Regions from separate parts of the Homo sapiens genome. Here region 1 is linked to region 2. Evidence: chromatin loops called from intact Hi-C (ENCODE). Cell type or tissue: A673. All regions are shown on one strand.

Region 1 (8,000 bases), 78 kb before region 2:
CATTTCACTGTCGTGGCCCAGGATGGAGTACAGTGGTGCGATCTTGGCTCACTACAGTCTCCACCTCCCAGGTTCAAGCGATTCTCCTGCCTCAGCCTCCTGAGTAGCAGGGATTACAGGTGCCCGCCACCACGTCCAGCTAATTTTTGTATTTTTAGTAGAGACGGGGTTTCACCATGTTGGTCAAGCTGGTCTTGAACTCCTGACCTCAGGTGATCCACCTGCTTTGGCCTCCCAAAATGCTGGGATTACAGGTATGAGCCACTGTGCCCAGCCAGGACTCTGTTTTAAAGCTACATCCCCTGGAAAGATTTTCCTGGGTTACTCAGCCACCTCCCATCCCCAGAGATCTGAGCTGCCTTCAGTTATGTGTCTGCATCATTCTGTTTTCTGTGCCACATAGGCAATCTGTGCTTCTGTTACATTTCGATTACCCACAGATCAAACTCTTATGTTTGCTCAGCACATTTTGTGAGCCCACTAAACTATAATAATTAAGCTCCACTGATTTAGCTTTTACCAAGGGCTGTGTATTATGCTAAGTGCTTTATATGCATTATTTCACTTAATCCTCCCACCTGTTCTTTGAGTTATGAACTATTATTATTTCCATATTGCGGATGAGCAGTAACTTGCCAAAGTCACACACCACTAAGGGACAGAGCTGAGATTTCCAGCCAAGCAGCTGACTCCAGAGCCTACATTATCTTGTCTTCCAATTTCTATGAGCAATGGGACGACAGGAACATGTTTAGCAGATGCTAGAACACCTCCGTTATACCTGTTTCCATTTTATGTGTGGCTCAACAAATGTTCGGTTTCTAGTATCAATGGACTAGGGGCTGAAAAAGTAGTTCATGAATTCTTTTAGCATTTCCCTTTACCAGATGACAAGAGTTTCTGTTTTAAAACCCTTTGAGGCACGTCACAGTTCTTTAAGTGACTACTGAGTACTGAGGACGACCTATGGGGTTCCTTCCACACCAAGCTCTGGGCTAGGGTATGTGTTCAAGGTCAGGGTGATGTTGTGGGAGCTCATGGGTGGGTGGGTCATAGCACAGGAGGGGAGAGCAGGTAAAGCATCCTCACCTGGGCACACGTACTCCTTCTTCTGCACATCCGCCACGTTGAAGCCCCTCAAATGCACAGGAGCCATGCAGAGTGTGAACTGGCCAACTGTCCGTCGCTGTCGCAGCCAATCCGAGAGCCAGGCCAGGTGGCAGTCGCAGTACAGGTGGTTGGAGTGGAGGCGCCTGGGAGAGGGCGGGACAGAGAGAAGGCATGGTCACAGGTGAAGTGTGGAGGCTGTCACTGGCCAGACAGAGTGACCAAAACCCCTGTTGCCCCTTTCTCCAGTGTGAAAATCCCTAGGAGCCCAGGGAAGCAATTCCCTCTGCACTACCAAAAACATGGGAGCCCCAACCCTTTCATTGCCAGGTCACATCCAAAGGATGCCTCCGGGGTTCTGAGCAAAGCTCATTTTTTAATAGCAAGTCCACCCTCTTTTCTTTTCACTCAAGCAAGCCTCAGCACATGAGAAAAGGGGAGTGACATTATTACAGTGACATCCTGATTGGAGTCAAACTTACAAAAGGGCTATTTATTTGTAAATTTCAGCACTTTAGCCAGCATGAGTTACAGGTTGCTTGAAACATGCTTCTCAATCTCAATGCCCCCATCTCCAGCGACATGCAGCTGAGAGACGCTGTTGCCTTTCCCTGAGTTGTTCTTCGTTCCCCCGCTAAGTGTCCTTTAATAAACCCACTGCATGTAATGCTTGTGGGCTTAAAACCAATACCACTTTGTGTGCACTAGCTGGAGTGAGCAGGCTGCAGACAGAAGGGAAATTTTTAGAGGATGTACCTTCTTTCCACCCTCCCACTTAAATAAGGTGTTGTCTGTACCAGACTCTTGCAATCCATAGCCATCTCTCCACAGTGCCCTTGCTTTCCTTCCTGTGTTCAATTCTGTCTGGTGTATTTGCTATTCTGACTGATTCAGGTATGGCTGAAAATATTTTCTAACCAGTTCTAGGACGCTTTGGCTTTCCCCCTCTGGTAGTTGTGGTTCCGGATGAATTTCTTGCCCCTGAGTAGATAAGAATCCCTGGAGGGATCTGTGTGTTTCACTTCTGAGGGGAATCCCATCAAGTTAAGTGACTTGAACTTCCTTTCCACTACCAGGGAGGCAAACTAAGGATATCCAGGGGCTTCTAAGGCAAACTACGGATATTCCAGGTTCTTCCCCCAAGGTCTCTCTATCAGGGGTTTCCCATTTCCACGTTCCCTACAACCCTAGGTCACTAGAAGTTGGTAGTGGGTAAGTTTTCATCACGTCAGCTTGTCATGTACTTGCATTTCGGATGCACATTTTAAATGCCTAAATCCTGGACATGCTAATCAGCTAGCAGTATATAAAGACTTTCAAGTAGTCTGTGTCAAGCCAGTTATTACTGAGTGTCAGCCCTGTGGAGAGGCTCAAGCCCCCTCCACGCCTGGAATAGAGAGAGCTGAAGGGCTCTTGACCAAGCTCCACTTAGTGTAAGGTCAACATTGCCAAACACTGGCCAAGTGCAGCTACCTCCTGCTGGATGCCAGCAGGGCCTTCCTGCCACTGTGTGGGCAAAAGCCTCCCATAGGCCTGGGCCACTGGGGCCTTGGCCGCCGCAGGGGGCTCCAGATCCCATCATATCAGATAGATTAAATGAACCTATATCCCATATAAAATGTAATTTTTTCTGCTAACAATTTTGAAAAAGACTTTTATGATTTTGTTTCAAAAATAATTAATCTGGATGTAATTTCCTTTTTGCATTTCCCAGTGGGTTGCACACACTTTCACAGGCTCCTGGGCCCAAGATACAGTGAGTACAATGGGTCCCACGCAGTTCTCCCCTTTGAGTTTGAAAGCTTAGAGTTCTTGAGCTGAAGCAAGCACTGCTTGCTCTTCGCCTGGACTCTGGAAAGAAGTGAGACAGGCAGGAAGGGGTTGGCGAACCAGAATCCTAAGCTGGTGGGAAGGACCTCAGTTCTAGGAGGGAAAGCAAAACCTCTGTTTATTCATTAAGCATTAACCACTTTATGCCAAAAACAGAGAGGAGGCTTGGCAGTGGACTTTCAGCTGACTTTTCGCCGGGTATAAATGTTGCCCAAGGAACACGGCAACAGTAGGTCTGTCTGGGACAAAGCAGACCACAGGGCAGCCTGCCGTGGCATGCGCAGGCTGAGGTGCCGTTCTTTTGTGTGCCGGGAGAAGCAGAACCTTTTAATGAGCGTTTGGCTTTTATTTGGAAAGGTGGTTGCCCTCTTGTGCAGTGAGGCGCGGAAGCTGAGGCAACAGGGATTCTCTATGAGCCAAGGAGCATGTGTGCATGTGGCGGATCACAGATCAATGCAAACAAATTCCCGTCGGTTCCGATCAAGGGTAAGAGATCAATGGAACAACAAAAATGACGTTTAGGTAAGTCAGATCCTTACTGAGCTGATTAATTTCTGGGATAATAAAAATGTCAGAGGTTTCCCTTTTGGAAGATTCTATTAGGTTGATCCTGTCTCAATCCTGGCTGGCTGGCCCCAAGCTATCTCTCTTCTTAATCTTGATACAGATAGTTCCTATCCCTTTGTCCGTCTTAATAGAAATTTTTCTCCTCCCAAGAGCACCAGAGGAAAGAGGTGACCCAGACTGATTTGGAGCCATCAGAGGGCTCTCGTCAAAAGCCCAGGGCAGTGGAGTCCAGGGTGGTGAACAGACTCCACTCCCTCTTCTTGGAATTGTATCCACCAGAAATGCTAAAAGAGTCAAGCTGGGTAGATTCTTGCCTTTCACAACATGTTTGGGAGATCAAGCTAAGCAATACCATGTCAAATAGTAAAAGAAAAATAATCATAATGGCATGAAATTAGAGCTTAGGCACTGTCAGGGGTAGCGCTAATCCTCTTGAGTGAGAAGGGACATTATTTTAATTACTTTCAATAGTTTTGGTGAGGTGTGACAGCAACGACACAAGGGAGGGTGGCCTCCATAGGCTCCTGGGCTGTGCAGAGGCTCTTATCCCCCTTCTTCTGTTCACCTGGCACCTGCTCTTCTGCTTTTGTTCCTGATGAATGGCCTGAGCTCAGGCTGTGATGGCAAACTGCCTGAGTCTGACACTGGCTCCGTGCTTTCTGACTTTGACTTCGGGTGGCAATTTAACTCTGGGCCTCAGTGTTATCATCTGTCAAATGGGGATATTAGTGATGCCTCCTTCCTAGGGCTGCTGTGAGAATTGAAATGATTCATGGGAAGTGCTTAGTACAAGGCCTGGCACGCAGCAAACCACTGAAGAAATGTTCACTGTTAATTACGACTGACAGGAGACTAGCTCCAGACTTCACTCTCTTCCCAGCCCATGGCCCTGCCTGGACAAGGCTGCAGTTTCTCATTTAGATACTGTAGCACCGAGGTGGCTAGGTGGGTCCTGCATGTTGTTCTGCAATCTTTTGCTGATGGACACATCATATTCCATGTTGATGAAACCACCTCTACAGAACATAAGGTGAATGAATACAAATGCCAATTTATAAAAGGTGCCTTTTAGCCACAGACGCTAAATTAAATTTCCAGCAAATCCTTTTAGAGAGGGTCAGTGTTCATTTTCTATAAAATGTGGCTTTCTAAATTCAATATAAAAGCTTTCCTTTAGAAATCCCATTTATGGCTTCCTTCCTCTCTCCTCTTCCCCGCTTCTCCACCACCACCAGCCGTCCCCCCCAACCCCATACACACTTTAATTACAGTGAAGGGGGATTAGTCAGCTCAAGTCTCCAGGGAGTTCTGTACAGAGCCATCTCTGAAATTAAACTAAAGAGAAAATGGCAGCAGGCAGGGAGCAAAGAGAACAGACGAGATTGATTGATTGATCTGAACTCATCAGATGAATGTTCGGGATGGCAGAGAAGAATGACAACAGAAACCAGTAGAAAAAAACCCTCCTGTTCTCTTCCCCCGCCCTACTGCAGCCCAAACAAAGTACCCCAGATCCAGGCCTAACCCTGTCCCTACAACTCCCAGGGAATGAGCCCAGCTTCTGTTATTGCTGCTTCTAAACTGAAAATAACAAAGAAGGGAAGGATAAATCACAGGAACAGCTCACAGGAGCTGGACGGCTGATTCCTGCAGGTGAGAGTCATTTTTCTTCGATGCAACCCACATGTCTGGGGTAATGCAGGCCCAGCACCCTGAGGTGCACTCTTGGCTTCTTGCCCAGAAGCCCTGGGTCCCACTTTTCCCCAGCTCATCTGTGGTTTGCTGGGAACTTTGAAGAGGTCTTTGAAGACCAAATGGCTTCTTAAAATTCCATTACTGCACTACCCTATTTTAAGAGGGAGGGAAAGGAACAGATTTTCTTGGCTGAGTTATGCTTTTCAATGAGGGATCCAGGAAAGAATTTGGGAAGCAAAGATGGAAGCAGGGCTCAGATTATTATTCTTTATAATAACGAGTATTTGTTGTGTGCACACCATGTACCAGGCACTTTATGTGTTAAACTGCACTTCATTCTCACAGCAACTTTGAGGCAAGCATTCATGAACTCACTTTCCTTGAAGCACAGAGAAATGAAGAAACTTGCTCAAATTAAGTGGCAGAGCTCCCATTTAAACTCAGGCCTAACTGCAAACTCTGTGTCCTTCTTAGGGTTCTCTGTATTACCTCTTTATATAAATTGCTTCTTTGGTCTTTGTTTTATCTTTGCCTGAAGATAAAGTTGCTTTCTCATGAATGCAGTGGTTCTCAAACTTTATGAGCATTAAAATCTCCTGGAGGGCTTATGAAAAACAGATTGCTGGGTGCCACCCCAAGAGATTCTGATCTGGTATGTCTGGTATGGGGCCTGAAATCTTGCTTTTCTAACAAGTTCTGGGTGATATTGATGCTGCTGGTCTAGGGACCCCACTGTGGAAGCTCTGCTCTAAGGATTTCCAAATCTCATGGATTGTACAGGCAGCACAGATCAGATGGCTGCTTGGAACTTTCAGTCCAGATTTCTGATCGTGTGATAATAATGTAACAATCAATATCATTTATTGTCTACTGCTTGCCAGGCACTTTAAATATCTAATTTCATCTGATCCTCACCACCATTCCTATTTATAGAGGAGGGAACAGAGGAAACAGAGCTAATAAAGGGGACTGCAGGAATTCTAGCCCTTGGCCTTGGCCCTAAATGTTTTTGGCTGACACCCTTGGGAGCTGGCTCTCCCTGACCAGTGTGAGGCAAATACCACCGAAGCTCCACCAACACAAGCCAAGTATCAAGTCTGAACCTCTCTGGAAAGGCTGATAGAGTCCACTTACAGAGAAACTTACAAAGAGGTTCCTGACTGGGAGCAGAGGGGAACTCCCCAGGTAATAAGAGCACTAGAACTGCTCTCGGTATTGGTCACGATGAGGAGATTTGTTTCCTGAGTATGCACCCTGGAAAACTTAAGCCCACCTAAGACATCAAAGGTAAAGAACCAAGTATGAGAAAGACGGCATTCTAATGTCAGAATATCATCCAGGGAGCAGGTGAGCAGGGAAATGTGCTGGGTGGGGGCTGGCTGGGTGGAGAGAAGGAGTGACTCTCCTGTACTGTCATTCCTCAGGGGAAAACCATTGCAACCACTGGCAATCTGACAGAACTGCTGATGTTACGTGACATTAGCTAAGCAAATGGTGAATCATTCAGTCAGAGTTCTATATGCTTTGTGACAATGTAAAACTAATCTCTTCTATCAGGACGGAAAACATGCACACAACACAGGAAGAATTCCCACAGTTCTAGGGTAAGAGAAATGAGTCTGTCTGACGCAGAACGGTGGTTCAGAACCATGGTTGGTGGCACCATGACCTGACTCTACATCTACCCTCACTCGCCAAGGCACCCCTTGGTTAATAGCAGAAGGAGGAATTTGAATGTCGGAACCATCTGCCTAGTCATAGCATGGTAGGTTTGACAAGCAGCGTAGAGTGCTGCACTTTGGGCGTGAGGTAGGGAGAAAATGGGAGAGATGCACAGACTTCTTACTCACAGAGTTCGGATCTTCGGCATGTGGTTGAAGCTGGTGACCAGGATGCGACTGATGTTGTTGTTGTTGAGGGTACTGTGGAGATAGACAAGGGAGATGGTCAGCCAGGCAGCAGCAGGGGAGGCACCAAGATGCTTGTAGTAGGTCGGGGGAGGGATGGTTGTGACCGCAAGACCATGAGTCAACAGTCATGGCCCAGCCAGTGGAGCAGCTGAAGACAAGTGGACAGGTCTCCAGACGAGAAGAGCATGCCCTGACTTTTTTATTCAGGTGGAGCCCTCCTTCCCTCTACTGTCCTCTCAGGACTTGCCTACCCACCTTGAGTAAGAGTATCGCTTCCTGAAACCCTCCTATGCACTGAGTGCTTCATTATAACATCTCTAATTCTTACATCTACAATGCCAGTTACCTATTCCTGTCCTCGGTTTATGGAGAAGGAAACAGATATGCTTAATAACACACAAATCTACAAATGTGTTATCCTCATATTATGGATGAGGAGGCTGAGCCACAGGGAGGCAAAATAAGTTTTCCAAGAACAATCACTGCAAAGCTCTGGAGGTGGGATCTGAGTCCAGCACTACCTTGCTGCATTCTCCTTGATACTCCCATTGCATGTGTTGCCTCGCACAGGATGCTGTGGGGATAGGTGATTCTGTATTTTCTAGGCATCTTCTGACTCTTTCAGCACATCTAATCTTTTTATTTTGAGACGGGGTTTCGCTCTTGTCACCCAGGCTGGAGTGCAGTGGCACGATCTCAGCTCACTGCAACCTCCGCCTCCCGAGTTCAAGCGATTCTCCTGCCTCCACCTCTCAAGTAGCTGGAATTACAGGCGCCTGACTAATTTTTGTATTTTTAGTAGAGACAGGATTTCACCATGTGGGCCAGGCTGGGCTCAAACTCCTTGACCTCACATGATCCACCCCGCCTTGGCCTCCCAAAGTGCTGGGA
Region 2 (8,000 bases):
TTGCCTCCTAGGTCTGTGGCCTGATAGCCTAGGTTCAGAGGCATAGTATCCCATAGGTGAAGATCTACTTATGTGATAATTAGCAAAAATTAAGGGGATGGGGAGTGTGCTTCTAACATGTTTTTCTTAAATTTATATTCTCAGTTACCACTTGGGCCCATTTCTGTTGGTGTCAGGAAGGAGGGGAGTGAGGCTGATTGATTCAACCTCTTTTCTACATCCTCTTATCTTTTCCTGAAAAAGAAAGCTCAAATAAAATGGCAGATCCTCCACCAAGGTGGTCTTTTTTAACTCAGTAACTTGTCCCAGGGCCCTGTCAAATTTGACTTTATCAAAAAACCTAAAGGCAGAGTAGCTACCTGGGCACAGGAAAGAGTAAGTTTGGTTTTGGAAAGGTTGCTGGTTGCTTCACCATGCCGACTATGGGGAGGTTGGCAATGTAGTGTTTTATGATGGCTCTCTGACTAAATTATTAGCTTCGTGTAGGCAGGAGCATTTGCTCAGCATGAGGCCTGATGCATAGCTTTAAAAAATTTAAGTGGATAAAAAAAATAAGTGAACATGATTTTATGCCATTGCTTGGTCCATGGATGACTGAGAATACATCTCAAGCTATGGGAATCTTTTTTTCCCCCAAGTCCAGTTTGTCCCTTTGGATTACAAAGAGCTCTGGCTGTCCTCCTCCATCCTTCTACCTCTACAACCCTGGTGGCATACCATGCTTGAGAACTAATGCTCCTAGAACAGGCTTGTGAACTAAGGAGCCACAGATAAAGCCTTTGATGGGGAAAGGTTTAGTGAGCTAAGCTGAGGCGTGGGAATGAGCAGTTACAGTGGGAAGGTAGGCTAAGTGGACAGATAACTTGATTTTTCGGAATACAGATTAAACCTGGCCTGAGAGGGTACAATAGATTTGGAAAATGCATTCAATCCAGAAAAGGGCTGTGTGCCTGACAGCGTTTCATCTCCAAGAACAACTTCTCCCCTCCTCCTTTCTGAATTCTGGCACTCATAGAGATTAGGATAATACAGATAATGAAGCTCAGGTACAGAAGGAGATACTTTAAGCAACAGCCTCCAGGAGATGTTAGAAGAGGGTCATTGGCAGTGAGGAAGTTCTGATGATCTTTGGGATAATCTACACTGTGATCTGACTCCTTCCAGGCAAATTGTCTAAAAGCTCTGGAAACCCTCCCAGAGGCTGAAGATGTACAGAAATAAAGTTGAGGGTTGTAGTGAGGTGAGGAGGTAAGAAAAAGAGAGGAAGTCAGCGGGCTAAGGCACTGCAGTTTGGGAGAAGTTGAAGCCACTTCCTAGTGTCTACCCCACTGTAACCTTAAATGTTCAGCTTGATCATGAAGAAAGGATTCTTGGAACATTGCTCCGGATCTACCTAACCCTAACACTCTTTGTGATATGGCACTAGAGTTCCTCTTATGTGGCCCACTCTGTTCCACTGAGGAAACATGAACATGCCAGGGCAGGGTGGGGAGGGGCTGTGCCTGGGCTGCGGCTGCCCAGAGGTTGGAGTTTGGCAGGCAGCACTGCAGCTCAAGGACATGGGACTTGTATATGTCTGTGCTTTCTTGTAACTTTTCAGAAGACCATTAAACAAGTGAAACCTCAATGGTAGAGGTGAGATGCTATCCTGGGGCCATCTGCTGATAAAATCAGTATGCTTCAGAAAAGCTCAAAATTATCTTCCACCAAAGCAGGAAAGCAATTCAGCAAGAGCTCAGCACCCTGAGTTGCAAAGCTGGCCTCCAGAAGCCCAGTAACGGATGAAATATATAGGAGCTTAAGCCATTAAGCTATGTTAATACTATAGAATGACGTTTCTCATCATGACCCCATGCGCTATTTATTGTTCCATTCAAAGCAATTACAGTTATTGCTAATAACTCACACCTGTGGATGTGCTGATATTGACTACAGGAGAATAGATGCTGTTCTCTTGCTTATTTATGTAAAAATGGATGCAGTTCAATAGATTTACACCAAGTTGGAAGTTAACACTAATAATTAATCCCAGACCTGCTTCTGGCCATTAAGCCTGAAAGGCACTAGACAAGGGACATGAGCACTGGGAGGACCCAATGAACTGCAGAGATGAAATTCATTAGTGACAAATGTGAGACTGCTGCCACTAGTCTCGTGCCAAATAGAATCAACTCCCCTGTCCCCAGCAAAGAGAAAAGGACCTCCAAGGTAGGAGGCAGGGGGGAAACTTCTAAAATGCTTCCTTTGTGTTTCTGAGACTGTTCATCCCCTATAGCCCAAGCCATACTTTTCTTGGTAACTCAACTCCTTGCCTTACATGCCTGCTAGAAGTCGTGCCTATGGCCAAGACCCCAGGAGGCAGTGAGGTACCGTAGTGAAGGCACGGCTCAGGAGCCTAAAAGACCTTGGTGTGAACTCCAGCTTTGTCACTTGCTTGACTGGGCCTCAGTTTTTGCATCTGTATAATGCGGACCATGAAAATACCTACGTGCGGGAATTATTATAAAATAGTTAATGAATTTCGAGTTCATCACATGCTGTGTCCCTCATAAAAAACCAGCACTGGATAAGTACTGGTTCTTATCAGTACTTGCATCTGTTCAAGTCAGCATTCAACACTGTGAGTAAAAGAAAAACCCTGCCTTCTTGCCCCACAGAATATTACAGAGGAACACTAAGACTGTAAAGCAGCAACTCCAGGTCAAGTTCAATATGAAAGAAAGTAGTAATTGGTTTCCATTTGGCCTGTCATGCCTCAAAGCTTTCCTGGGGCCTGCAGGGAGACTCTCTCTCGTGGAATCTACCACAATCTCCCAAAGATGGCAAAGATGGGAACACAGGTTAAAGCCTCCCAGCCCCTACGAGGCTGGTTGGAAAATGGTTGACTGTGCAGCAATTGCTGTGCAGAGGAGAAGTTGGCAGGAGACTCCCACAAAGAGAAGGGAAAAGAAGGGGGGCCTGAAGGGCGTCGGTGGGACAGTGGGAAGACACTGGGAAGTGGCCCCTGCCCAAGCACAGGATCTGGGCCAAGAGCAGAATGTTGGTCCAGCCACTTCTGTGCCGGCTCAGGGCAAGTCAAAGCACCCTTCTGCCTTTCAAAGGAGGCTGGGGTCTGGGTGAGCTTCAAAGGGGTCCAGAGCCGTGCAGGAAAAGCCATCATTATGCAAGGTGGGAATGGGAGGTTCATCTGTCACCACTAAAACAAATTCCTTAGTTGTGGCTACTCTCTTTGGAGAAGGAAATCCTCACAACCCTATTAAACCTGTCTTGGGGCTTACATTTCAATGAAGCATCATCATTACTAGGGTGACTACTATGTACCCAGGGCGTTAGGCATTGCAGGTCAACACTAAGAAAATAAGAAGACAGTCCCTGGGAGCGGACAAGTGGGGTGACAAGTATGATGTCACCTCTGCAAGCGGACCCAGCTGCTTGAGGCAGGACTCCTTGGATGTCTTTCCTCTTTTCCATCTCCAAACCCCATGGAGGAGGCTGCTCCAGGAGCCAGGGACAGACCAGAAAGTCAGCCTCTGAGTGCTGAGGGGCTGAGTCCATGAACGTGTGATCCCTTTAAAGATAGACAGATATAAAGATGAGAGAGAGAGAGAGACAGAGAGAGGGAGAGAAAGACAGTTAAAGAGGGAGACTGACACAGTGGGACAGAGACAATAAAACCAGAGAAAGCAAAAGAGAAATAAAAGTCGGAGACTGAAACACACATACACAGAGACAGTCATTTCACAGAAGAGACCGTGAAAGGAAGAGACACACAGAGAAAGATACGGATGTGAGGCAAAGAGAAAGAGGATGGAGACAGGTGCACGTACACACACACACACACACACACACACACACAAAGGGACATACAGAAAGAGACAGGCTGAGAGAACAAAAGGGAAAGGCCAAGCAAGTATGGGGCTGGCAGACAGAGGTTCTTGCAAAAGATCTTAGCATTTGGGCTTCCCCAGGATCTCCTCCTGAGATTCCTCTGGGGATGAGGACGTGCCATCCTCCCTGGACCCTGCACCGAGCTCAGGTCTCTGTGCTTCAGCCCAGCCTTGTCCTCTGAGACACCCCCCCACCTTTGCATCCAGCCAGAGGGGAGCTCCAGAACAGGGGAAGGTCGGCTGGGGCTTCCCCTAAGCTCCCATCTCCAGCAGCTCCAGTCCTTCCAGTCCCCCTCAGCTCAGAAGCCAGAGACAAGGTTTTGGCAGAGAAAACTTGTGGTTTCAAACTTTTTACATTACAAAGCGAGTTTTTAAAAGCTCCATAAAATTTCAAGGCACATACTTAATGTTCAAATTGCAGAATATATCGATTCCTGCCCATCCTCTAGTATCTTAAGTTTACCCAGAGGACCATTTTATTTAATTAACTTGGTGCTTTATTAATATAAATATTCTCCTATTGATCATAAGAGGGCCTGACAGGCACTCAAGCTGGGTATACATCACCTTCCCTCTGAGCAGCGCCACTTAGAGGAGTGGCTGGCTCGAAATCAAGAAAAGTGGCAGGAAGTGGTCCCCCGGGATGTCAGGCACAGATGAATCTATAGCATTTTTATGGAGGGAGACTTTTTTTTTTTTTTTTTAAAGATCCAGCTCCTCTCTTCTCTTAAAGCAGAAAGCATATGGAAATGAGATATAAAAATGGTCCTGGCTTAGCATATCAATTAAGCATGTCAATACCTTAATTAAATCATTCAACGAATGAGATTTATACCAATGAATATGTTTTATAGTTATAATAGCTTTTTTGGCCACTGTTCAAAATGTCAAATAAATCGTGAAAAGGGGATTAAAAGAGGACATAATTGACGTTCTGAACTGTAGCCAGTTTTTTTCTTCCTTTCTTTCCCTTCATTCATGTGATTTTTGGAGAATGTATATAAAGTAATGGGGCCTATAATGGCTTGGCTTTGTAAGAGTCTTTTTATCCTTCAATTCTAATCCTTCTTATCAACTTTTCTAAGTCTCACACCATTGAACCTGCAAACGCCCTCACTTTCTTCTGGTCCTTAGAGCTTGCTTTTTAATAACATGCAACCAGAGCTCCCTGGTACACCCACAGAAAGGAGAAACAGCCTCCACCCTGACAAAAGCCCAAAGAAAACAGGGTATAAGGTTAAAAGACATTATGTGAGAAGGCTATTACCATAACATCCAAACATTTGGGTAAAAGTATTCTTAATCTCTTTTGTAAAAGTCAGGCTAAAAGCATATTTTCTCTAAATGAGTCAAGAAAGTAAAAATTCTGGCTTCTCTTTTCTTCTCCTACCCTTTTGCTCTTTCAGCTTTTCTAAATCATTTATTCATCAGTTTATTTCTGTAGATAACCACAATTGTATTCCCTTAAGAACAGAAAACAAAGAGAACTTCTAGACAGGTGCAAACCTAAAAACATAAAAAGTGGGCTGGATCTGGTGGCTCTTACCTGTAATCTCAGCATTCTGGGGGGCTAAGGCAGGAGGATCACTTGAGGTCAGAAGTTCAAGACTAGCTTAGGTAACACAGGGAAATCCCATCACTACGAAAAATAAAAAATAGCCGGGCATGGTGGTGTATGCCTATAGTCCCAGCTACTTGGGAGGCTGAAGCAAGAGGATCACTCAAACCCAGGCGTTTGAGGTTACAATGAGCTGTGATCATGCCACTGCACTCCAGCCTGGGTGACAGAGCGAGATCCTGCCTCTTAAAAAAAAGCCCACAAAAAGCAAAGATGACAAGTACATGATGCTGGGCATTTGTACTACTGTTGTGGATCCCTTCCAATAAATCAGAGACAGAATGAATGAAGCTATAAGCATTGCCATGTAGGTTCAGAGTTGTTATCTACAGTGATGATTGCCATAAAGAAAAAGAAAGAAAAGAGTATAAATTTCTTTGGGGCCTTCATGCAATATTTCACAAATATATTTAAAATCTTGGTTAAACGCTTGAGTTCTGAAACCTTAGCCAGGCCATTGGATGGAACATTGCCCCTAAGATGACAGGAAGCAGGAAGTGGGCACCCCTTGGACTTCTGTGCTCTGTGATGTCCCTGAGGCTCTGGCCTATGAGGCTGTGTCTGTGGTCTCTCACCCTTTCACCACTAACCCCCTCCCAGTTCCTGAGGAATGGTGGCTCCACACAGAGGCCCCGGGAAAAGAGAAGCGAGAATATTCATTCTCTGTGAATAGACATTTTGCAAAATAAGGCATACAAATGGCCAGAATATATACCTAAAAACTGCTCAACATCACTAATGCAAATTAAAACCACAATGAGATATCATACCCCAGTTAGAATGGCTATTACTAAAAAGTCAAAAAATAACAGATGCTGGCAAGGATGCAGAGGTAAGGGAGCACTTATACGTGGTTGGTGGGAATGTAAATTAGTACAACCTCTATGGAAAACAGTATGGTGATTTCTCAAAGAACTAAAAATAGAACTACCCATTCAATCCAGCAATCCCACTACTGGGTATCTACCCAAAAGAAAAGAAATTATTATATAAAAAGATACTTATGGCCTGGTACAGTGGCTTATGCCTGTAATCCCAGCACTTTGGGAGGCTGAGGTAGGCAGATCACCTGAGCTCAGGAATTTGAGACCAGTCAGGGCAACGTGGTGAAAACTCATCTCTACAAAAAATACAAAACTTAGCTGGGTATAGTGGTATGTGCCTGTAGTCCCAGCTACACAAGAGGTGGAGGTAGGAGAATTGCTTGAACCTGGGAGGCGGAGGTTGCAGTGAGCCTAGATTGTGCCATTGCACTCCAGCCTGGGAGATGGGAGTGAAACCCTGTCTCAAACAAAACAAAACAAAACAAAACAAAACAAAAACAATTGCACTTGTATGTTTATCTTAGCACTATTCACAATAGTAAAGATATGGAATCAACCTAAGTGTCCATTAATGGATGATTGGGTAAAGAAAATGTGGTATATATACACAATGGAATACTATTCAGCCATAAAAACGAATGAAATCATGTCTTTTGCAGCAACATGGATGGAACTGGAGGTCATTATTGTAAGTGAAACAAGTCAGACATGGACAAATTTCACAGGTTCTCACTTAGAAGTGGAAGCTAAACAATGTGTACACATGGACATAGAGGAGAATGACAATGGAGCCTCAGAAGCGTGAGGGGTAGAAGGTGGCTGGATGATGAGAAATTACTTAACGGGTACAATGTACGTTACTGGGGTGACGGATATCCTAAAAGCCCTGACTTCATCACCCTGTGATGTGTGCATGTAACAAAATTGCAGGCCAGGCACAGTGGCTCACATCTGTAATCCCAGAACTTTGGGAGGCCGAGGCAGGCGGATCACGAGGTCAGGAGATAGTCCATCCTGGCTAACATGGTGAAACCCCGTCTCTACTAAAAACACAAAAACAAAATTAGCCAGGCGTGGCGGCGGGCGCCTGTAGTCCCAGCTACTCGGGAGGCTGAGGCGGGAGAATGACGTGAACCTGGGGGGCGGAGCTTGCAGTGAGCTGAGATGACACCACTGCACTCGAGCCTGGGTGACAGAGTGAGACTCCGTCTCAAAACAAAACAAAACAAAACAAAACAAAACAAAATTGCACTTCTACCCCATAAGTTTATACAGATAATAATAAAAAGAATCTCCATCCTCAACCCAACAACCCAGTCAGTCCTCCCAGTTTGACTTCCTTTGCTGACATGATCTTGCCATGATTAGGGAAGAGGACCAACACCCCAACTATTACTGATCCTATTAAAAAGGAAGCATCTTTTTTTCAGAACCCATAATTATCAACAAATTTTAGAGCTAAAAGATCCAACCATCTTGGTTTACAGATGAGAAAATTGAGGCTCCGAAAGAAAAAGGACTCGCCCAAAGTCATATAGCCTAAAGCAAGAACACAGGTCCTGACTGTGTGGAACACTCTGATCCTCCCTGTGTGTCTCTCTGCTGTATATAAAGAGGGCAGGGCGTGAGGGAAGTCTGGGTGGAGCAGCTGATCTGGCTAACTAGGCAGGT

What was found. A loop is a pair of places that touch in the nucleus more often than their neighbours do. Peaks named below come from ENCODE experiments on the same cell type or tissue, not always from the same donor. Only the 100,000 strongest peaks of a DNase experiment are listed, where the experiment ranks them.
Region 1: it touches region 2 in a loop (5-fold over the local background); 1 of 110 quality-filtered maps calls a loop at or near these places.

Annotation. Positions count from the first base shown.
Region 1 is chr5:168,816,211-168,824,210 of GRCh38, forward strand. It overlaps SLIT3 (slit guidance ligand 3), which reads right to left. Exons shown (of 36, transcript NM_003062.4): 7 at 7,050-7,121; 8 at 1,090-1,253. Among named protein-coding and RNA genes, the nearest start is that of MIR218-2, 52 kb to the left of the region's middle. RefSeq lists an enhancer at 6,342-7,541. In A673, no CTCF peak of the experiment used is centred here; a DNase peak (open chromatin) is centred at 4,781; H3K27me3 peaks cover 5,864 bases.
Region 2 is chr5:168,893,823-168,901,822 of GRCh38, forward strand. All of the region lies in intron 4 of SLIT3 (slit guidance ligand 3), which reads right to left. Among named protein-coding and RNA genes, the nearest start is that of SLIT3-AS1, 120 kb to the right of the region's middle. In A673, a CTCF peak has its summit at 4,459; DNase peaks (open chromatin) are centred at 4,529 and 4,789; H3K27me3 peaks cover 4,433 bases.